Regions from separate parts of the Homo sapiens genome. Here regions 2 and 3 are each linked to region 1. Evidence: read pairs that join two places in POLR2A ChIA-PET (ENCODE). Cell type or tissue: OCI-LY7. All regions are shown on one strand. Region 1 overlaps SERPINB9 (serpin family B member 9). Region 2 has its middle 15 kb from the start of SERPINB1. Region 3 has its middle 31 kb from the start of RIPK1.

Evidence for each region. Peaks named below come from ENCODE experiments on the same cell type or tissue, not always from the same donor. Only the 100,000 strongest peaks of a DNase experiment are listed, where the experiment ranks them.
Region 2: POLR2A ChIA-PET joins it to region 1 with 6 read pairs; 5 of 35 experiments call an interaction of 5 or more read pairs at or near these places.
Region 3: POLR2A ChIA-PET joins it to region 1 with 5 read pairs; 4 of 35 experiments call an interaction of 5 or more read pairs at or near these places.

Annotation. Positions count from the first base shown.
Region 1 is chr6:2,888,747-2,896,746 of GRCh38, reverse strand. SERPINB9 (serpin family B member 9) reads left to right here. Exons shown (of 7, transcript NM_004155.6): 3 at 557-694; 4 at 1,239-1,356; 5 at 3,194-3,336; 6 at 4,759-4,914; 7 at 6,177-8,000. The coding sequence ends at 6,584. All of the region lies in intron 2 of SERPINB9-AS1 (SERPINB9 antisense RNA 1), which reads right to left. Among named protein-coding and RNA genes, the nearest start is that of SERPINB9-AS1, 8.8 kb to the right of the region's middle. In OCI-LY7, a CTCF peak has its summit at 3,614; DNase peaks (open chromatin) are centred at 3,286, 4,776, 5,616 and 6,014; H3K4me3 peaks cover 5,061 bases; H3K27ac peaks cover 7,488 bases.
Region 2 is chr6:2,822,673-2,830,672 of GRCh38, reverse strand. No RefSeq gene overlaps it. Among named protein-coding and RNA genes, the nearest start is that of SERPINB1, 15 kb to the left of the region's middle. In OCI-LY7, no CTCF peak of the experiment used is centred here; no DNase peak of the experiment used is centred here.
Region 3 is chr6:3,033,213-3,041,212 of GRCh38, reverse strand. No RefSeq gene overlaps it. Among named protein-coding and RNA genes, the nearest start is that of RIPK1, 31 kb to the left of the region's middle. In OCI-LY7, no CTCF peak of the experiment used is centred here; no DNase peak of the experiment used is centred here.

The DNA of each region.
Region 1 (8,000 bases):
TTTTTGTTACTACATTGAAGTTAGAGAATATGATCTATATAATTCTGTATTTCAGAATGTATTGGGATGTTGAGACTTTTCTTATGGCCCAATATGTGTGATATATTTTGAAATATTTAATATACACACATGTAGTCCCTATAGGGTACAATTTTAATAACTGTGTTATTGTCTTATTAATCACATTGCTCATGTAATATCCTTGTTTCCTTTTGAGGATTCTGATGATTGTATTTCCGTCTATTTTTCCATGCATTTTTTCTGCTTTTAACTTTTTAACTGCATCTTTTTTTTTCACTATAAATTTTAGAGGTAATTTTCCCACCACTTAGGGTACATTTATATTTTCCTTTTGATGCAAGATTTTATCACAACCTCTTTTCTGAGCTTTTCTCACCCTTGTCATTTTTTGTGTGTTACTGATCTTTAAACAAGCGAGATCCATTCAGGCAGAATGGCTACATCTTTTACTCGCCTGTTTTCTGTCCCCTCTCTCTCCTCTCCCCAGCCATCAAAGAGCTATCTTGATAACTTTTAAAATTATCTTTCACAACAGGCACTGTCTTTAAACACAGAGGAAGACATTCATCGGGCTTTCCAGTCGCTTCTCACTGAAGTGAACAAGGCTGGCACACAGTACCTGCTGAGAACGGCCAACAGGCTCTTTGGAGAGAAAACTTGTCAGTTCCTCTCAGTAAGTTGAATCAATAGAACAATAAAAGTTGCATTCAACATACCTGGTGATATAGAGTCTGGGAGAAAGACCCTAGAGAAATTGAGAAATTTATGTTAACCAATTTAAAAAAATTGCACTATTTTTTTTTCTAAGATGGGGTCTCACTACGTTGCCCAGGCTGGTCTTAAACTCCTGGTCTCAAGTGATCCTCCTGCCTGTTGGGATTACAGATGTGAGCCACCACGCCCAGCCTAAACTTCTTTTTTTTTTTAAAGACTGCAATTCTATAATTATACCTTGCATTAGTATTGCAAAAGTAGTCTCTACTTTTCTTGAAAGGTAAAATTGAAAGGTAAAATTCTCAAGTTCATTTCTGGTTATTCAGGGTTCAATACATACCTATTCACAAACTCTGATATTTTAACATATCTTCATATGATCACTTTTAAAGAGTTATGTATATTCTTTTTATTAAAAAAAGATAACATATTTAGAATTTTTGGAAGTTTGCTGACATTTGTATTTAGCAATGCAGCCTCACTGAACATTTTTCTCTCCAAAGACGTTTAAGGAATCCTGTCTTCAATTCTACCATGCTGAGCTGAAGGAGCTTTCCTTTATCAGAGCTGCAGAAGAGTCCAGGAAACACATCAACACCTGGGTCTCAAAAAAGACCGAAGGTCAGAATGACAAGTTATTGCACCTTCCTCCCAACCCGTCCTCCTCCTGCGGCTCTTCCTATTCCTCCTTCCCGCCTCTTATATCCTCTCTCCTCCTCCTCTCCCTCCTATCCCTCCTCCCTCTCCTCACCCACCTCCACCTCTCCACTCCGCCCCCTCTAATTTCACGGGTGTTTCAGATGGTCAGAGTAGTGTTGACTGGCAGGGCCTCCTGGCATACTGAACCTTGATGGACTCATAAAGGTTCTGATCAGACATTCAGGTTTTCAGCAACAGAGATTTACTTTTGTCTATTCTCCCAGGACCAGAGTAGCTGATACAAATGTCAAAAGAGGGCCAGCCACGGTGGCTCTCGCCTGTAATCCCAGCAATTTAGAAGGCCGAAGTGGACATATCACTTGAGGTCAGGAGTTCGAGACCAGCCTGACCAACATGGTGGGACCCCCCCCCGCCCAACATCTCTACTAAAAATACAAAAATTAGCCAGGTGTGGTGGCCCATGCCTGTAATCCCAGCTGCTTGGGAGGCTGAGACATGAGAATCACTTGAACCTGGGAGGCAGAAGTTGTAGTGAGCTGAGATCATGCCACTGAACTCCAGCCTGTCTCAAAAACAAAAAACAAACAAAAAAACAAATGTCAAAAGAATCTCAGGCCAGGTTTCCAGTTTAATAACTTGCATTAAAATATACTCTCCCTGGCCTGTAACATTCACATGTCAGGTGACTCCATTGTCTCTGCGAGAAGGAGATTGGTGGACAGATCTTGCCTGAGGTATACACTTGGGCTGCCTCTTCCTAGGTTCTGGGGGACCTCCATCACCATTACCTTTACCTGCTAAGGTCACTCCTGACTTTTCATGTCTTCCACTTAAGCTCCTTTAGTTTGACTTGATAAGCCTACATTTGATTGGTTAACTGCCGACCCTCTCTCAGGGCTGATCAGTTCCACAGACTGAAAATACCCTCCATTTGGGGTTGAACCTTATTCATCTACATTTCAGAAAGTGACGTGTTCCAGTCTAGGCCTCCAAGACCAATGATGGTCTGATGAACCATTCAGACTCCTCTGCGCCAATTATGCTTAGTACCACCAGGAACATTTCCATTTCTGTGAATAAATGAGACGGTAAAGAATGGGAGACGTTCTTCGCTTAAAGTCTCAGCAGTTGTTTCCCGCATTCCTGCTTGGAGTATTTACCACGGATGCTCTCTTCAGGCAGTGGGTTAGCAGGGATGCCCTCAGTTCATTGAAACAGTACCACTTGATCTCCAGGGAAAGAAGGGGTGATCTTTGTTTGCCCACATCCTCTTTTCCAGGGATGCCTAGTGCTTTGTTGAGGGGATTCAGCAGGAATATCTCCTCCAAAAGCTTCTGGAAACTCCCCATGTGCCCAATGTCAGCTCTTCCCGCTTTGAGCCGTCCATTCTGGTTGCTTCTGACATGTCCATGTATAGTCACAGAATGTTAGAACTGGGTGTGATCATGAAGGGTTGGATCAAACACTCCAATTAACCATGTGAGACAAACACCCCTTCAGCCTATCACATTTCCTGCTGGTCTTGTTCTCCAACCTGGTGTAATTTTTCTACTTTGTACCAACCTGCTTTCCTCGAGTGACTTAGGTATCTTTCACCATCCTCAACTTGGTGGATGTTCTCAAGGTGTCAGTAATCATGAATACCACTCATATGTGCTGTTTTTATTTCTCTACATAACAACCCAAACTCAGCAAAGTTGAAAACAGAAGTTTGCTTCTCAACTAATGATCCAGGATCATCCAATGCATCAGGTTCTTATAAAAAGCAACTGAATGTAGTCTCTACTTTTCTTGAAAGGTAAAATTGAAGAGTTGTTGCCGGGTAGCTCAATTGATGCAGAAACCAGGCTGGTTCTTGTCAATGCCATCTACTTCAAAGGAAAGTGGAATGAACCGTTTGACGAAACATACACAAGGGAAATGCCCTTTAAAATAAACCAGGTGGGGGAAGCTTTTTAAAATCCTGCTAGTTTGATGAAGAAGTTGAATGGAAAGATTTAACTTTGTAAAAGTGTAAGTGACATAAGCGTAAGCCAAAAGGAATTTGAAACTTAAAGTATTTCTGAATGAATTTCTTAACTCAGTAGAAAAAAACGGAAGGAGTAAAAGATATTTGCTGCATATATATATTATATATACGTATATATAATATATATATATATATGTAGTGTTTTATCACTGCTCTTAACTGCCTTTGATAATTTCTCATAAACCATTGCTGCCACCTAGTTTTGGAAACTAAAGATCTTCCTATAAGCCCAATTTACTTGGCTAGAAAGCAAAAAAAAAAAAAAAAAAGTGTTAAGGTAGTGTGATATGTGGGAGTGAGAGGCAGTATAGGGCAGGGTAGAGGGAGAGAAGGTGAAAACATGTGTCTTTAATTAGTTATTTTTAAAATTAAAGTAAGTTTTGATTTGAATTGTTAACTAATTATCATTAATTCAGTATTTACAGCTTTTTAATATTAAAACTTCATGACAAAGACCTTAGTTTTGACATTGAAGTAAAACTTAATTAAGGCAGGCATTAGAATAATTTGCCAAATCTTCCAGCCCCTAAAAAGATACTATTTTAATGTAATTAAAAAACAAAAGCAGGTAACCCTCCTGCATTTTTTGTAAGGTGTACTTTAACTTAAAAAAATTAGTTCTCTAGTTGCAAAGGGTGGGAGGAGGAGAATTCTAACCCTGGTTTTAGAACTATTTTAATTTTTATAATAAATGATCTGTATCAATTTTTTAAAGTATTACGTTAATAAATGTAATACTTTGCTGAGCTTCTATGTGCTTATGCCTCTTCTGTATTTTAAAAAAGTTATTTCATTAGAGTATCAGAATTGAAAAGATTGGGTTAAAATACATTACTACATATGTAGGTCGTTACTCTTTCTGAGAGAGTGTATCCATTTATACTCCCTGTCATGCTGTTGTGGAACTATAAGTTTCATCCCACTTTATGATTTTTTTTCTCATATGTTGGGTTGGATAAATAGGAAAAACAATACACATTTTTTTCTAATTAAATCAAAACAAATTTGTATTTAATTTCATTTGATTATATTGCTTTCTTAGATCTATTTGCTGAGCACAATTTAAATGAGAAACATCTTTCTCCTCTGGAAAATGTAGGGTATCACATTTTATTTTGCAGAAGAAAACCTTTCCCAGGGTGGTACTGTGTCTGCTTGCAATGAAGATAGGAAGGAACTGGTTGACTTTTTTTTTTTTTTTTTTTTTTTTTTTTTTTAGTGTTAACTGGGGCATGAATGTGGCGGTTTCCATCACAGGTGCTGAAAACACTCTTGGAGGCAACTGCAGCTCTTTTGAAAGTTTTAATTGCGTCTTTCAATAATCCTTCCCCCAGGAGGAGCAAAGGCCAGTGCAGATGATGTATCAGGAGGCCACGTTTAAGCTCGCCCACGTGGGCGAGGTGCGCGCGCAGCTGCTGGAGCTGCCCTACGCCAGGAAGGAGCTGAGCCTGCTGGTGCTGCTGCCTGACGACGGCGTGGAGCTCAGCACGGTAAGACCCGGGCTGCGGGAAGAACCCAGGGACACCTTTGCGGGCAGAACTCGAGTGCCACTTCCACCTCTCATATTCACCTTCTGAGTTGGCGATGCGGCAGACGCACACTGTGCAGGCACTTGGCGTTGGGATCGAACTTTTGTTCAAGGCTGACTTTTCCCAATATTGTCTGCGTGATCTGCCAAACTACACATCTCAGTCCTCTGTTTTTTCATCGCTAGAAGGAGTGGGCGGCGGTTAAAATGCCTTTTAAAATAAATCAGGTAGGAGGAAGCTTATAAAAATCCTGCTAGTTTGATGAATGGCAGACTTTTAACTCTAAAAGCATAAATGACTGCTCGGGGTTATTGCCTCCTAGAGTTATGATGAGGATAAAATGTGGGTAATTCAGGTAACAAGCTTACCACATTGCCTGGCAACTAGTAAATGCTCTACAAATGTGATCCATTATTACAATCATCATTCTTAGCATTATGCTTTTAAAGTCTAGGAACCTGAAATAGAGAATGAGGAAGTCTTAACTTTGACCTAACAAGGCTGGGAGGGGGCATCCAGGGAGGTGTGAAGTCCAGTTCTCAGAGGGTGGGACCAGAGGCAGCCTCTGAGGGCACATCCAGGCACTCGGCTTCCTTTCAGCATGGATCTCCAGGGTGAGAGAGTCAACCATGGCAAATGGCAGGCAGTGGGACCCCATGACTTAAGAGGTCTGTGTGCGCAGCAGCCATTGGCTCTCCCTCTGCCCACCTTCCTGAAACTATGCTCCGGAAACTATGCAGAATCTCTCTGGGGCAGATAATCCTCTGGTAACCTCTCTGCTCCGGAAACTATGCAGAATCTCACCTGGGACAGATAATCCTGTTGGAGTGGCTCACACTGAGAGCCCTTTCGTTTCCAATCCTTTTCTTTACTAGCAATGGTTTGTTGTCTTTAAAAAGACTATGTTTGAAAAAAAAACACAGTCGCCTGGGCATTGACACTTGTCACAATACAAGATGTCTCTGGAGTTGTTGGATAAGGAGAGGACAGCCACAGCCTTCCTGCCTCTGACTGCTTGGTGTCTCTCCCCCTTGTCAAGGAAGTGGCACATGGGACATAGGACAAGTAAGAGTGCTCACAAGCTTCTGGCAGATGAAGGGGCCACTGATCCTATGTGAACAAACAACACCTACGTGCAAGGGGAGGAAGGGAACTGTGAGTGCCTGTGCGCTTGTACATGTGCACTGAAGTCGGAATCTTAAAGTCTAATTCTGGTCTTTCAGGTGGAAAAAAGTCTCACTTTTGAGAAACTCACAGCCTGGACCAAGCCAGACTGTATGAAGAGTACTGAGGTTGAAGTTCTCCTTCCAAAATTTAAACTACAAGAGGATTATGACATGGAATCTGTGCTTCGGCATTTGGGAATTGTTGATGCCTTCCAACAGGGCAAGGCTGACTTGTCGGCAATGTCAGCGGAGAGAGACCTGTGTCTGTCCAAGTTCGTGCACAAGAGTTTTGTGGAGGTGAATGAAGAAGGCACCGAGGCAGCGGCAGCGTCGAGCTGCTTTGTAGTTGCAGAGTGCTGCATGGAATCTGGCCCCAGGTTCTGTGCTGACCACCCTTTCCTTTTCTTCATCAGGCACAACAGAGCCAACAGCATTCTGTTCTGTGGCAGGTTCTCATCGCCATAAAGGGTGCACTTACCGTGCACTCGGCCATTTCCCTCTTCCTGTGTCCCCAGATCCCCACTACAGCTCCAAGAGGATGGGCCTAGAAAGCCAAGTGCAAAGATGAGGGCAGATTCTTTACCTGTCTGCCCTCATGATTTGCCAGCATGAATTCATGATGCTCCACACTCGCTTATGCTACTTAATCAGAATCTTGAGAAAATAGACCATAATGATTCCCTGTTGTATTAAAATTGCAGTCCAAATCCCATAGGATGGCAAGCAAAGTTCTTCTAGAATTCCACATGCAATTCACTCTGGCGACCCTGTGCTTTCCTGACACTGCGAATACATTCCTTAACCCGCTGCCTCAGTGGTAATAAATGGTGCTAGATATTGCTACTATTTTATAGATTTCCTGGTGCTTAGCCTTATAAAAAAGGTTGTAAAATGTACATTTATATTTTATCTTTTTTTTTTTTTTTTTTCTGAGACGCAGTCTGGCTCTCTGTCGCCCAGGCTGGAGTGCAGTGGCTCGATCTCGGCTCACTGCAAGCTCCGCCTCCCGGGTTCACGCCATTCTCCTGCCTCAGCCTCCCGAGTAGCTGGGACTACAGGCGCCCGCCACCACGCCCGGCTAATTTTTTGTATTTTTAGTAGAGACGGGGTTTCACCGTGTTAGCCAGGATGGTGTCGATCTCCTGACCTCGTGATCCACCCGCCTCGGCCTCCCAAAGTGCTGGGATTACAGGCTTGAGCCACCGCGCCCGGCTATATTTTATCTTTTATCTTTTTCTTTGACATTTACCAATCACCAAGCATGCACCAAACACTGCTTTAGGCACTGGGGACACAAAGGGGACAGAGCCATCCTCCTTTGACACCTGGTCTTCAGTTCTGTGCCCAACGTATATAGTTTTGACAATGACCAGGTTGGACTGTTTAATGTCTTTCAACTTACCACGTAATCCTCTTGTAGGGATCACATCTTTCTTTATGATATTGTATTTCTCTACCTCTAACAGTAAAAATTCCATTCAACCCTTAAAGCTCACTTCAAATTCTTCTTTGAGAAGTTTTTCCTTTCTCCGCAACCAGATGTACATATTTGAACTCTCTTTGTACTTGGAGGGCACTTCTTTCGTGGTAGTTCTTTTATTTTTATTAATCTCTGTATCCTTAGATAGTCCTCCAACAACCAAAGGTTGGGACTCTGTCTTACATATCTGGGTGCCCCTCATAGTGCAGTAATAAGTAAGTTGATTATATACGAGCTATGTAACTTATATTTTTTAATGGTTGGATATCACTGAGTTTTTTTTTTTAAGAATTTTTTTATTGAGGTAAACTTCACATAACATAAAATTAACTATTTTAAAGTGAGAAGTTCAGTGCCACTTAGTATTGTTAACAATGTTGCATAACCACCACCTTTATTTA
Region 2 (8,000 bases), 66 kb after region 1:
TCTCGCCATCTTGCTCAGGCTGGTGTCTAATCCTGGCCTCAAGTGATCCTCCCACTTTGGCCACCCAAAGTGCTGGGATTACAGGCATGAGCCACCACACCTGGCATCAGAATCATATTTTAAAATCTAACATTCAAATGTTTATACTAAAACAGATAAAGAATGTCAATTCACAGAGTTTGGAAACGCTACTCAAACCCCAAGTAGGAAAATACAAAGAAATCCATCTCCAGACATATCCTAGTTAAACTGCACTCATCCAAAGACTAAGGGAAAAATCATAAAATGAAAGCAACCGAAGAAAAGGCCAAAGTACCTTTAAAGAGGCAGCGATTACAATGTCAACACATATGTCAACAGAAATAATAAAAGCCAGAAAACCATAGGATGATTCTCTCAATATGTTGGAAAAAACAAAATCTAAATACCTGGCCAACCTAGAATTATTGTATGCCCAGGAAGAACATCCTTCAAGATATTTTCAGACAAAAACTGAGAAAGTTCACCATCAGCAGACTTCCCCTGAGAAAAAGTGTAAAGGAGATTCTTTATGCACAGGAAATGTCAGAGTTGTAACAACAACAAAAAAAGAGCAAGAAAAATTGGTAAATATAATAAGTTTAAATGAATATTGACCATATAAAACAGAAATGATGTCTACAAAGTTTCAAATATATCCAGAATTAAAATAAATGATAGCAGAAGTTGGGGAGGGAAATGGAGTCAAAAGTTCTAAGGTCCTTGCATTGTCTGGGAAGGGAATAAAGTAAAATTACAATTACATTAGAGGTTGATAAAGAATGACAAAGAATACCATCATCAGTCTGAAAGAAGAATAGAAAGATGAGAAAGTGATACATAGAGTAGGCATGACAACTAGCAAGATGGTATGTATATTAGACTCTAAATACAATGTACATTGAATAAATGTCCCCGTTCCAGTTAAACGACAAAGATGGTCAAGCTGAATTAAAAAAAATACTATATGCTAGTTAGAGGAAATAGATATAAAACATAAGACTAGGGAGAATTTGAAAAGAAAAAAATAGAAAAAGATATATCATGCAAATACTAACCATAAAAGTAAGCGTAGCTATAACGGCATTAGGGATAATGTCTACAGAGTCTCATATATATCCAGAATTAAAATAAATGATAACATAGAAGTTGGGGAAGGAAATGGAGTTAAAAGTTCTAAAGTCCTTGCATTGTCTGGGAAGAGAATAAAGTACAATTACAATTACATATTTCCTATTCCTATTCCAGAGATAAGGACAGACACTTCATAACAACAACAAAAAGTTTCAACTCACTGGGAAAATATAACAATTCTAAACTTGTATATATCCAACAACATGCCCTCAAAATGAAACAACAAAAATAGAAAGAAATTAAAGGAGAAATTGGTCTGCAATTTGAGAACAAGACAAGGATGTGCTATCACCACTTAATAATTTAATGAAGATCCTAGCTGATATACTAACTCAAGAAAAAAATAAATAAAATATATAATGATTTGAAAGAACAAACCTCACAATATTTCAGATTATTTTTATAGAAAATTTAAATTATTAGAATTTAAGTAAGTTAAGTAAGGTTGCTGGTTATAAGTTTAATTTGTAAAGCTAATTTGTATTTCTAGGTAACATATGCAGTTTAAAAACTTTTAATACCATTTATAAGGACATCAAAAAATACTTTAGTGCCTAGGAATGAATCCAACAAGTTGTTCAGGATTCTATACAGAAAACTATAAATGTTATTGAGAGTAAATGAAAGAGATCTGAAAAAATGAAGAGCTATGCCGTAGTTATGATGCAATACTTTAAATATGTCAATTGGGCTGGGCATGGTGGTTCACGCCTGTAACCCCAGCACTTTGGGAGGCTGAGGGGGGAGGATCACTTGAGCCCAGGAGATCTAGATCAGCCTGGGCAGAAGACTTCGTCTCTACTAAAAATAAAAACAAAAAAATTAGCCAGGCATGGTGACACGTGCCCATCCCCAGTCCTTTGGAGGCTGAGGCAGGAGGATCACTTGAGCCTAGGAGTTTCAGGCTGCAGTGAGCTATGGTCACACTACTGCACCACTCTAGCCTGGGTGACAGAGCAAGACTCTGTCAAAAAAAAAAAAAAAAAAAAAGCCAATTGGTCTATAGAATCAATGCAATCCCAATAAAAAATGCAATAATTATTTTTGTTTGGTTTGGTCTTCTTTTCGGTGAAATATGGCAAGTGGTTCTTTTTTTTTTTCTTTTTTTTTTTTTTTGGAGACAGAGTCTCGCTCTGTCACCAGGGCTGGAGTGCAGTGGCATGATCTCTGCTCACTGCAACCTCCGCCTCCTGGGTTCAAGTGATTCTCCTGCCTCAGCCTCCCAAGTAGCTGGGATTACAAGTGCACGCCACTACGCCTGGCTAATTTTTGTATTTTTAGTAGAGATGGGGTTTCACCATGTTGGTCAGGCTGGTCTCGAACACCTGACCTCGTGATCCGCCCACCTCAGCCTCCCAAAGTGCTGGGATTACAGGCGTGGGCCACCGCACCTGGCCAAGTTGTTCTAATGGTTATATAAATATGTAAAAGCCAAAAACACCCAAGACAATCTGGAAGAAGAATTAGCAAGAGGATGGACTTAATTGAATCAAGACTTATTCTAAAGCTGCAGAAAATAAGATAAAGCAGTTTTGGTGCAAGGATGACCAGAAACGGACTAGAACAGAGAGGCTAGAAATAGCCTCCCACGATGAACCCAGCTTCATGACGAGTAGGACTGTCGTCCCAGTGTACCCCAAACAGCCTGTTTACACCTCTGGTCCTAATGTAATTAGTACTTTTGTATCTTTTATCTTTTACTCTCAAAATTTAATCCACTTGGATAATAAATCCTATCGTCATTATACTTATGACAATTGCAGCATTTCGGGGTCGAGAATTAATAGGGAAATTTTTCAATAATTTGTCTGGGACATTTAGGAACCCATATAAAAAAAATTTAAAGTTGATTCCTGCCTTACAACCTACAGGAACATTGATACCAGATGGACTGTAGACTTAACTGTGAACGAAAAACAATAAAGCTTTCAGGAGATAATAGAAGCATCTATCTTCATGAACTTGTGGAGAGAGATTTCTTAAGAAGACACACACACATGTTTTGTTACATTTAGTCCGAGGCATATGGACTTTTTTGATGCTAAATTGGACCAAATGAAAATTAAGAACTTTAGTTCTGCAAAACATAGCACTGAGGAGTGAAATGGTGAGCCTCAGGGGTAGTTTACGTAGGCCAATACCCTAAGAAGCTGTAACATCTAGCTAGGCTCTGAGAGTTTCCATTGGCAGCATTCCGATTCTAGAGCTTTTCCCACTTCACTCTGTGATCTCCCAAGCTGCCGATTAAAAAAAAAAGTAGTGAAGGCAGCCAGAGAGAGCTCTATGTAGTCACAACTTTGGAGAACTGGCTTCCAAATATCTTCCGAGTTTTTAATATTTCAGAAACACTGCCTTAGGTGACCGAAAGGAAGTGGGGGCCAATTCTAAGGTGTGAGAGCAGGGCGATCTGGTTGAGTGTTATAAAATCTGGGTGCTTTTATTTATTTATTTTTATTTCATTTATTACATTATTTTATTTTATTTATTTATTTACTTGAGATGGAGTCTCACTCTGTCTCCCAGGCTGGAGTGCAGTGGTGCAATCTCGGCTCACTGCAACCTCCATCTCCTGGGTTCAAGCAATTCTCCTGCCTCAGACTCCAGGGCAGCTGGGATTATAGGCGCCTGCCACCACACCTGGCTAATTTTTGTGTTTTTAGTAGAGACAGGGTTTCACCATAGTGGCCAGGCTGGTCTCGAACTCCTGACCTCAGGTGATCCACCTGCCTCAGCCTTCCAAAGTGCCCAGATTACAGGCTTTCCTGCCTGTAATCCTGTGTTGCCCAGGCTGGTCTCAAACTCCTGGGCTCAAGTGATCCACGTACTTCAGCCTCACAAAGTGCTGGGATTACAGGTGTGAGCTACTGCACCCGGCCTATGTCCTTGTATTCTAAATTCTTCCTTACTTGAAAAATAATCAGTATATTGTAACCTAGAATTCTCATCCCACCATAGCTCTTCTTCCAGCTTAGGGCAGGAAGAACTCGCTAATATTTAGTGAGGAATAACACGGGGCCAGCCTGGCACTTGGAATCTGATATTTGTATTTTTGTTAAGTATTATTAACACCAACCTCCTGAAAAGGGTGCTATTATCCTCATTCTATAGATGATCTCAGAGCAGAATGGAGACTTGGTCTCACTGCTCTGAAGGGCAAAAATCAACCTGATTCGTCATGAGCAGAAGTCCCTGAATTTCACCATAGGATTTTGTCAGAGGGTTGAATACATTCTAAGCTCTCCTAAGAGGTTTGGGTGCTTCAATATTAATGTTATCCTTTCACTTTTCACTGTGAAACTCTGCCAATGGAAATGGAAACTTTGATAATTTAGGAATCTTCTATAAACTTGTTCTTCACCAGGTAGACTGGGAATTGCTTGGACATAGGTAAATGACACATTTCAGTAGAACCTGCTGATTTATCATCTTTCCATGGCACAAATTCAGCAGCCTTGTCTCCCTCCATTGTCACTGCCAAGAGCCAAGATCATTACAAAAGCTTGTACATCTGGTTAGGGATAAGAAATAAACTAAAGGATACATTTGACTTAAAAAAAAAAATTCAGGACTAAGGGAGGATCTGTTATATTTCAACCTTGGAGAAGGTGATGCTTCAGAAACATCTACAGATTATAAAGTAAAAAAGCATTTCTTCAGCTGAACTTTCAGAGTTCTAATTACATATATTTAAAATGGCAGAATTGTAATGCTGGGGAGACTTCTGATCTGAAAAACCAGTCAGCAGCTGCTGTGACCACAGCTGAATACCCAGGTTGTGGAAGAGTGGTGTGGAGTGAATGAATTAAACCCCAAATCACTCTGCCCAAGGATAACTTATAGTGTGACATCTTATATGTGTTGTGTAACAAAGCTGATTTTCTTTTTGAGATGGAGTCTCTCTCTGTTGCCCAGGTTGGAGTGCAATGGCACCATCTCGGCTCACTGCAACCTCCGCCTCCCGAGTTCAAGCAATTCTCCTGCCTCAGGCTCCCGAGTAGCTGGGATTACAGGCATGTGCCACCACGCCCAGATAATTTTTGTTTTTTTGTTTTTTTTTTTTTTTTGAGACGGAGTCTCGCTCTGTGGCCCAGGCTGGAGTGCAATAGCCCAAACTTGGCTCACCACAACCTCCGCTTCCTGGGTTCAAGTGATTCTCCTACCTCTGCCTCCTGAGTAGCTGGGATTACAGGCATGCACCACCACCACGCCCAGCTAATTTTTGTATATATATATATATATATTTTTGAGACAGAGTTTCGCTCTATTGCCCAGGCTAGAGTGCAGTGGCGCGATCTCTGCTCACTGCAAGCTCCGCCTACCGGGTTCATGCCATTCTCCTGCCTCAGCCTCCCCAGTAGCTGGGACTGCAGGCACCTACCACTGTGCCCAGCTAATTTTTTGTACTTTTAGTAGAGACGGGATTTCACCATGTTAGCCAGGATGGTCTCGATCTCCTGACCTCATGATCCACCCGCCTCGGTCTCCCAAAGTGCTGGTATTATAGGTGTGAGCCACCACGCCCGGCCTGTATTTTTAATAGAGACGGGATTTCACCATGTTGGTCAGGTTGGTCTCGAACTCCTGACCTCAAGTGATCCACCCGCCTATAATATATAAAATATATATATTAAAAAATATGTATTTTAATGTCAAAAAGCCTCATGGCTGCTGAAGCATCTTATGGCCAATGGTGACATAAACAAATTCACATTAAAACACTGACTCCGCCTGCCACTTGAAGAATAATTGCAAGGTAGTCAGGAGTGGGAGCTGTGGGGTCACTCAGGGGTCATGACAGTGGCTTCCACCAGGAGCCAGAGGAGGTGGACATGAAGAGATGGACGTGAGACCTACTGGACAGCAGCATTTTGCAGTCGATAAGTTGTGGAGGGTGAAAGAAAGTGAATTTTCTATTAAAGTTTTCCTTCAGCTTTCTAGCAGTTGGGCAAATGCACATGCTACCCCTGAGATGAGAAGCCCAGAAGGCTGACAGTTCTGGTGGAACTTGGGAGTGTAGTCGTGAACACGTGGGTCTTCCAGAAGGAGATGCCACGTTGGTGGTTGGGTATGTGGATCTGCAGCTCAGAAGTGAGGTCTGGGAAGAGATGCCAACCTGGTTACCCACACCACAGAGCTATAAGATTGCATGGATGAGGCTGGGCGCGGTGGCTCACACTTGTAATCCCAGCACTTTGGGAGGCCGAGGCGGGCGGATCACGAGGTCAGGAGATCGAGATCATCCTGGCTAACACGGTGAAACCCTGTTTCTACTAAAAATACAAAAACAAAATTAGCCGGGCGTGGTGGCGGGCGCCTGTAGTCCCAGCTACTCGGGATGCTGAGGCGGGAGAATGGTGTGAACTCGGGAGGTGGAGCTTGCAGTGAGCCGAGATTGCGCCACTGCACTCCAGTCTGGGCAGCAGAGCAAGTATCTGTCTCAAAAAAAAAAAAAAAATATTGCATGGATGAGAACGTGTAGGATGTGAAGAGGGGAGGGCCCCTAAAAGAGAACCAGAGATATCCACCATTCAGATCCACCATTCAGGGCCAGGAACAGGATGAGGATGACCAAGGAGGCCAATGAGAAGTGGCCCAGGAAGGAGATGGGAGAGCTCAGGGAATAAACTGTATCACATTCTACTGAGAAGTCAGGCGAGGTGAGTTAGCAACATGGAGGTCACTGGGGACCTCAGCAAGGAAAATGTATTTGGAGTGGTGGGGACGAAAGCCAAGTTGAAGTGGCTTAAAGAGTACATAGCCCAACTCTGGCTGCAAGATTGTGGCACTAGCATAGATTTTTTTTCTTATTAATCAGCCTTGAGTCATAGTTTACATATCATCACCCACTTTAAGCATAAAGCTCAATGAACTTTGATAAGTGTATATCCTTGTGAATGCAGCACCCAAGTCAACATATAGAACACCCTGTCACTCCAGGAGTACACTCATTTTTAAATGTCACTGTAGATTTCTTTGTTCCGTAATTTTATAGAAATGGAACCGTATACTAAGCACTTTTTGTGCTTGACTTCTTTCCCTTGGCATGCTTTTGAGATTTATCCATGTTGTTACATGTGTCAGTTCATTCTTTTTTAACACCAGATAGTATTTCATTGTGTCTTAGTCTGTTTCGGTGGCTGTATCAAATCACCATAGACCAGGTGGCTCATAAACAACAGAAATTTATTGCTTACAGTGCTGGAGGCCACAAAGTCCAAGATCAAGGTACAGGAAGATTTGATGTCTGGCAAGGGCCTGCTTACTGGTTCCTAGATGGCCCTTTCTTGCTGTGTCCTCATGTGGAAGAAGCGGGGAGGCAGCTCTCTGGGGTTCCTTTTATAAGGGTGCTAATTCCATTTATAAGGGCTCTACCTTTACGACCTAATCACCTCCCGAAGGTTCCACCTTCTAATGTCATCAGCTTGGGAGTTAGATTTCACCACATGAATTTTAGGGGAACACAAATATTTAGATCACAGCATTTAGATATATACTGTAATTTAATTATCTGCATAATTTTAATGGACATAATTGAGTTGGCTCTATGCCGTGAAAGCAAATACAATTCAGCATTAGACGATCTAGTAAGAAGAAAAACAATATAATGAGAAAAAAATTATAATCATATGACAAATGGTAAAAAAGCATTTGGAAACACTTAACACCCTAACTTGATAAGGAACTTTTGCTGGAAACCCATAACATCATGCTTAGTGGTAAAATATTATAGGTATCTCCATTAAAGTCAAGACCTGTTGTTAAGGTTACCTGTTATCACCAACACCAATAAATTTTTCTAGATATAGCAGACAGTGAAATGAGTCAAGAAAGAGAACTAAAGTACAAAT
Region 3 (8,000 bases), 140 kb before region 1:
ATTAAAGCCCCTAGGACAAGGCCAGACCCCTTGGAGTTTGTGATGTAGAGGTGTGCCTTACAAGCCTCTGCATATGATGAAGACAAACAAATTTTTAATGAGGCATTTTTATGGAAACAGAAAAAAAAAAAAACAAAGATTAACATTGGGCACAATTTATCCAGATGTTAAAGCATTTTTAGTTATAGAGGAGGAAGGCAGTGGCAATCTGACCCTTTTCTTTCTTTGCTTGTATTTTAAAGAATGGACTTTAGTTTGCAGGACCTTAGGAAAGAGGTAATAGCAACTCCATTGAGTTTATTTTTTTCTTTTCTTTTTTTTTTTTTTTGAGACGGAGTCTTGCTCTGTCACCCAGGCTGGAGTGCAGTGGTGCGATCTCGGCTCACTGCAAGCTCTGCCTCCCGGGTTCACGCCATTCTTCTGCCTCAGCCTCCTGAGTAGCTGTGACTACAAGCGCCCGCCACTGCGCCCGGCTAATTTTTTTTGTATTTTTAGTAGAGACGGGGTTTCACCGTGGTCTCGATCTCCTGACCTCGTGATCCACCCGCCTCGGCCTCCCAAAGTGCTGGGATTACAGGCGTGAGCCACCGCGCCCGGGCGAACTCCATTGAGTTTAAATTAGAAAAATAAAAGGAAAAAAATGTTGAATGCATTGGGAACTTATAGCCCAGAAAGAATTCAGGATTTAGTTAAAATTGTGGAAAATAATAAAAAACTTTAAAGCAGTGAACAAGACTAGAATTTGATGACAGATGTACTACAGCTTTTCTGAAACATAATTTTTCTTTCCAGTTTACTAAGAACAAATTATAATAGAACAAATCTATTGGTAAAATAAGTTTTAGCCTTATTAAACTTGGCTTGAGTATTTGCATAAAGTTAGCAAGAATAATTATTTTGCATATAGACTCTTCTACTTTTTAAATTTGGTTTTGCTGAAACTTTATTCCATAGAGAATCTCAGATTTGAATTTAATGCCTTAAGGCCAGTTATGGGTTTGTGCCATTAAATACCTGTAAGAGTTGGGTAAATTCTTTTCCTCTTGAGGTCCCAAGATAACTTGGGGCTCCTGGGCCTGTTAGAAAGTGACATTCTTTAGTTATCACAGGTTAGGAACCCTGCACAGGGACTGTGTAGATAAGGTATGAGGCCAGCTTTCCCAAGGAACTTTTATTGGCTTTATAAGTTAACTTTGATTCCGCCCCCCCAAAAAAGCATGCCATTCCAGTTAAAGCTTGGTAAAATAACCAGTGTCTCCAATTGTGTCCTGTTACAAAAGAAAACAGATTTTTTTTCCTTTTTTTTTTTTTTGAGACAGGGTCTCCTTTGTCACCCAGGCTGGAGTGCAATGGCACAATATCAACTCACTGCAGCCTCGACCACCCAGGTTGAAGCAATCTTCCTGCCCCAGCCCCCCAAGTAGCTGGGACTACAGGCATGTGCCACCATACCGAGTTAATTTTTTGTGTTTTTTATAGAGACAGGATTTTGCCACATTGCCCAGACTGGTCTCAAACACCTAAGCTCAAACAATCCACCTGCCTGAGTGCTGGGATTACAGGCGTGAGCCATGGCACACAGCCAGAAAACAGAAAATAGATTTTCACACAGCCAGAAAATTGGCCATGGCACACAGCCAGAAAATAGATTTTGAATGAATATAAGCAAATAACTATAGTATCCGTGATGGCATGAGCCATGGCACACAGCCAGAAAATGGGCCAAGACACACAGCCAGAAAATAGATTTTGAATGAATATATGCAAATAACTATAGTACCATAAATTAAGTATATTTGCAAATAGCTTTTACATTCTGGAGAAATCAGGTAGAGAGTAAGATATGCTTTAAATTTTGGTTACAAGATTATACTTTAGCCAATTGTTAAAGGCTGTAAATAGCTTAAAAGAGAAAAGTTTTTATGGACTTTGAAAAGCAAAAGAGTTAACAATGTTTTAAACAGAAAGCTACAAAGAGATTATTTTAGTTTTCCATTAGTTTAGTTTATGTAATTAACTTCTGTTCTGCTCGATATTTATGAACACATTAGCTTTTAATGAGAGTCTGGGAAGTTTTTTCTTTATTCTAATGTTACAATTTCCAAAGTTATTAGAAACCTGCACTCGAGAGCACCTGTTAGAGGTTGGAATTGAACAATGAGAACACATGGACACAAGAAGGGGAACATCACACTCTGGGGACTGTTGTGGGGTGGGGGGAGGGGGGAGGGATGGCATTAGGAGATATACCTAATGCTAAATGACGAGTTAATGGTGCAGCACACCAACATGGCACATGTATACATATATAACAAACCTGCACGTTGTGCACATGTACCCTAAAACTTAAAGTATAATAATAATAATAATAAAGAGCACCTGTTAGAGTTCTACAGGTGATTATAAAACCACCTTGATCCAAGGCAGATAGAAAAAAGAGGACAATAAAGAGCTTTAGAAAACTTTATTTAACTCTATAAGGCAGGTTAACCATTTGAGCTCTGAATTTTTCTTGTTGCAACTTGCCCATAAGTTTAAAATGTACATGAAAACAGGCCATAATATGCAAGCAGCTGGAGTGTTAAAGAGAACAACAAAATCAAAGATTAGGATGTTAGAAATTGTCTTTCCCTTTTAAGGCTGGATCTTTGGATTGAACAGATAAAGAGAAAAGGAAAAGAAAGAGTGGAGAGGCAAGGGTTCAGCTTTACAGGAGGGCTTGTGAGCCTCCCAGCTACTGCATGGTGTGGAGCTAGCACTCTTTTCCACTTTATCTCCCATCACAGAAAGCTTTAGCACTTCAGACCCACAGAATGTGGAACAAATGTTTCCCACCTCCACAAGTTACTAGTTAAGTTGAGCTGTTTTCAGCTGGAGCAGAGAGCCCCTTTAGATTAAGGCCACTGGGGGTTGAATTTTTGTTCTGGGGCTCCTTCAGCTTTCAGGGCAATCCTGTTTCCAGTGGCTAAGCTTGTGGCAGAGTGGATAAGCTGTGTACAGCTTTTCCCCATTTATTTTATTGGGTAAGTTGCCTTTTAGTGGCCTGGGCTTTTGCACAGATGGCAGTTATTTGGAGGAGTGTCCTTAGGGAAACCTGGAGAAGCTGGGGGCTTGTAAAGCAGCCAACCATTGGACCTGCCTCTTGTCCCTGCATTTTGTTTTTTTCTTTTCCTTAGCCCTGTTTTCCTTAATTTGCTTTCGATTATAAAGACTGAGGAGGTTAATCTGAGGATTTCCTTCATAGGGGCCATGCTGTGTTACAAAAGAAAATTAGATATTTCTTTTTTTGAGAGTCTGAGGGTTAAATTTGTCTTATTGCTTTAGGATGCAGCCTATCAGTGAGTCTGAAGGAATAGACGGGGTTTGTTCCATGGCGGAACTGGAAAGCACACCCCTCGGGGGCAGTGCCAGTCAGGGTCACGAACCACACTTCTGCTTGGGGCATCCTGCCAAGATGAATGCCGAGATGTTTGCCAAGTTCCACATATGTCTGCTGAGGGACTTGGGGTGCACTGTATAAAGGGGCATCCCACCTATTAGTAAAGATCATCCAGGGGGCCCTACGGGTGGACAGCCAGTCCAGGTTCTCACTCACACTGGGTGATCAACCATGTTTGGAGTTTGAGATTGTATTTTGGGTATTGTATGAGGAAGGAAGGGTACAAGAAGATCTCCACGGGTGCCAGCCCAGGAAAGGGAACGGGGAGGGGAAGACTCACTATTCTGAGGCTGTCTGAAATTACCTAATTTGGCAACATCTGGAACAGGACGGCTGGGTGACTCCCTAGAATTTGGACTGAGACAGAGGGTCTGAGCCACCCGAAACGTGTGTGAATTTGCCCTGAATGGGCTTCCATGTCAATTGCAGCACACGTAGGGACTACAATCAGAAAAGAGAGGCGAGCCTTTTCCCCTTCCGGGCAGGGCAGCTGACCCCATTCACTCTTTGGCCTTCAGGCAATGCTGGACAGTGGCCCTTGCCAGTTACCCTCAATTACCAAAGAACTATTAAGAAACGGCAGCCGACAGACGAAAAGAGAAAAGGACTTAGGTCCCTCACCTGACCTGGGCAGTGGCGGTCAGACGTTTCCACACAAGCACCTTTCAGTCCCACGGGAGTATAGCCCCAGCCGGAGACCTGCAACTGTCTCTGTGCTTAGACGCTGTCCACCGAGGTTCCCGAGTTGGGAAAGAGAAAGAGAGAGGCAAGAGAATTCCCCATGAGGAGAGTGTTCCCCTGTACGGAGAGATCCCAGAAGGACCCAGAAATGTCATGGGTGAGTGGTGACTATCTGGGCCAGTGGTGTGGGAGTGTAAGAATTTACCAAGACAGTTGTAGGTAAAGAATGGCAGATTTATTAGATAAAGTAGGAAAATACTTTGCCAGGGAGACAATGGGCAAGTCAGTGGAGGCTGACTACAAAGAAACAAAGGCTTGTGGAGATTGTATAGGGTAGTGTTTATGCCGAAGAGGGCTTTGTGCAGTACTGATAAAGCCAAGACTGCACGGAGCTAACTTGCAGGTGTCTAGCTGGGTGCAGGATTGTGAGTTATTTGTGCGGAAGGGCGATGCGTTCTGGACCATGAAGAAAGGCAGACTTGTAACTTACCTGCTTTCTCTTTTTGCTTTCCCTTGGACCTGCCAGCCTGACTCCCTTTCTCTAATTAGGACTCCACAGTATTCTTTTGTTAGCTTATTAGATTTTGAATGTCTGCAGGTCTGTAGTGATCTCCCACCTTCAATTTCTAATGTCGGTAATTTGTGTCTTCGTTTTTGCTTGATCAATCTTTACAGAGATTTATCAGTTTCATGGACCTTTTCAAAGAATCAGCTTTTGTTTTCATTTCATTTTCCCTACTGTTTGCTATTTTCAATTGTATGGATTTCTACTCCTGTTTATGATTTCCTTCCTTCTGCTCGTGTTGGGTACGTTTCACTCTTTTTTTATTTCTTAAGGTGTAGGCTGGTATTATTGATTCAAGACCCCCTTTTCTAATGTAAGCATTTTAATGCTGTGAATTTCCCTCTAAGGACTACTTTAGTTGCATCTTACATATTTTCATATGTTGTATTTTCATTTTCACTCAGTTAAAAATACTTCTAATCTCTCTGAAGACTTCTTTGACCCATGGGTCACTTATAAGTATGTTTAATTTCCAAGTGTTTGGTGTTTTTTCTATTGTCTTCCTTTTATTGATTTATAGTTTAATTCTATTATGGTAATAACATATTTTGTATGATTCCAATTTTTCCAAATTTGTTAAGCTGCAGGGTATGATCTATCTTGGTGAATGTTCCAGGTGTGCTTGAAAAGAATGTGTTTTCTGTCATTGTTGGATGGAGCGTAATATACATGTTCATTGGATCTAGTTGATTAATGATTGTGTTAGCCTGTTTTGCATTGTTATAAAGGAATACCTGAGGCTGGGTAATTTATAAAGAAAAGATGTTTATGTGGCTCATGGTTCTGCAGGCTGTACAGGCACAACACCAGCATCTGCTTGGCTTCTGGGGAGGCCTCAGGAAGCTTCTAATCATGGCATAAGGCAAGACGAGCCAGCTTATCACATGGTGAGAGAGGGAGAGAGAGAGATAGAAGGGAGGAGGTGTCAGGCTCTTTTAAACAATCAGCTGTCATGTGAACTGGATAATAGATAAGCTGTTTCAACTAGATAATAGAGTGAGAACTCACTCATCACCAAGGGAACGGCACCAAGCCATGCATGAGGGATCTGCCCCCACGTCCCAAACACCTCCCACTAGGCCTGTCTCCAACATTGGAGGTCACGTTTTAACATGAGATTCGTAGGGGACACACATCCCAACCATACCAGTGATGGAATGTCATCTCCTTGATGATTTTCCATCTCTAGTTCTCTGTATTGCTGAGATAAATGGTTTCTAATGAGAAATCTGCAGCCATTTGAATTGTTGTTCCCCTATGGGTAATATATATATTTTTTCTTTGCCTGCTTTCAAGAGTTTTTCTTTATCCTTATTTTCATGTGTTTTGCTATGATATATCTGGATGTGTATTTCTGTCAGTTTATGTTGTTTGGAGTTTGAGATTGTATTTTGGTTATTGTATTTTTCAGTTGTAAAATTTCCATTTGCTTCTTTTTGTTTTTTTATTTTCGAGACAGTATAACTGTGACACTCAGGCTGGAGCGCAGTGACGTGATCCCAGCTCACTGCAGCCTTGTACTTCTGGGCTCAAGCAATCCTCCTGCTTCAGCCTCCTAAGTAGCTATGAATACAAGCACGTGCCACCACACCCACCTAATTTTTTTTTTATTTTTCGTAGAGATGGGTTCTCACTATGTTACCTAGGCTGGTCTCGAACTCCTGGTCTCAAGTGATCCTCCCACCTTGGTCTCCCAAAGTGCTAGGATTAGATGCGTGAGCTATCGTGCCTGGCCTGTTTCTTTTTTATATCTTCGATTTCTTTACTGAGACTTTCTCCTTTCTCCTGGTTTCTAGAATATTTGTAATGGATCATTGGAGGGTATTTTTGGTTTTGTTTTTGTTTTTTCTGTTTTTTTTTTTTTTAATGATGGAATTTCATTGTCTCATAGATCTGGCCAGAAGTCTGAAGTCAAGATGTCGACAAGACTGGTTCCCTTTGGAGACTGTGAGGGTAGATCTGTTCCATACCTCTCTCCTGGTTCCTAGTGGGCGTAGGTAATCATCGGTGCCCTTGGCTTGCAGCAGCCTCACTATAGTCTCTGCCTCCAGCCTCACATGGCCTTCCCCTCGGAGGCTTCTCTGGGTCTCAAATCTCTCTCTGCTTTCTCTTATAACAACACAGCTACTGGGTTTAGGGTCCACCCTAGATTCAGGATTGTCTCATCTTGAGATCCTTAACTTACTTATGCCTGCAAAGACCTTGTTTCCAAATACGATCACATTCTCAGGTACCAAAGGTTAAGTCTTGCACATGCCTTTTGAGGGGGATACAATTCATCCCACTACAGGGAATAATTTACATATGATAAAATTCAACAATTTTAAGTGGCCAGGCATGGTGGCTCTCCCCTGTAATCCCAGCACTTTGAGAGGCCAAGGCAGAAGGATCGCTTGAGCCCAGGAGTTTTAAGACCAGCCTGAGCAACACAGAGAGACCAGATCCCACTTCCACAAAAAATAAAAAATAATATTTGCCAGGCGTGATGGTGCATGCCTGTAGTCCCAGCTGTTCAGAGAAATCTCTCACCCTATTTCCACCATGTGAGATACAACGAGCAGTTGGCAGCATGTAGTCTGGAAGAGGGCCCTCACCAGGACCGGACTGTGTTGGCACCCTGATCTTGGACTTTCACCATCCAGAACTGTAAGAAATTAATTTCTGTTGTTGATAAGCCACCAGTCTATGGTATTTTGTTATAGCAGCTAGAACTGACTAGGACACTCTATTAAGAAATCTATACTTGACATTCGGAAAATATTGAGAAAGGCAAATACGACCAATGCAAAATTTGGAGACAAATGAAGTTGTTTCTTTCTTTTTTTTAAACTAGAGACTGGGTCTCACTGTGTTGCCCAGGTGGGTTTTGAACTCCTGGGCTAAAGCAATCCTCCTGCCTTGGCCTCCCAAAGTGCTACGATTAGAAGTGTGTGCCACCACACCTGGCCAAGGTTGTTATATTCTAGTAATGATGAAAATGCATCTCAAGCGCATAAGCTTGGGAGGTACCTCCTGAGTAGTGACTGAGGGCATTCATTTGTCTGCACTTGAACTATGGGTGTATGTTTATATTTTGGAAATGTTAAGGAGTACCATTAGTTCCTTTCTCTAAACCCCTATTCCTGGCCCTTGTTATGCCGTTCAATATGTGGTCATAGTGGGACAGTTTCTTAAGAAGAAAGAAAGGGAATCCTTAAAGAAGAGACTAAGACATTAATTAATCCAGTAACTCACAAGCGATGTCTTTCCTTGTGGCCCTTGGCTCAAAGTCCATGGCATGTAAATCAGACACAGTGACTGTGCAGCCCTGCCTGC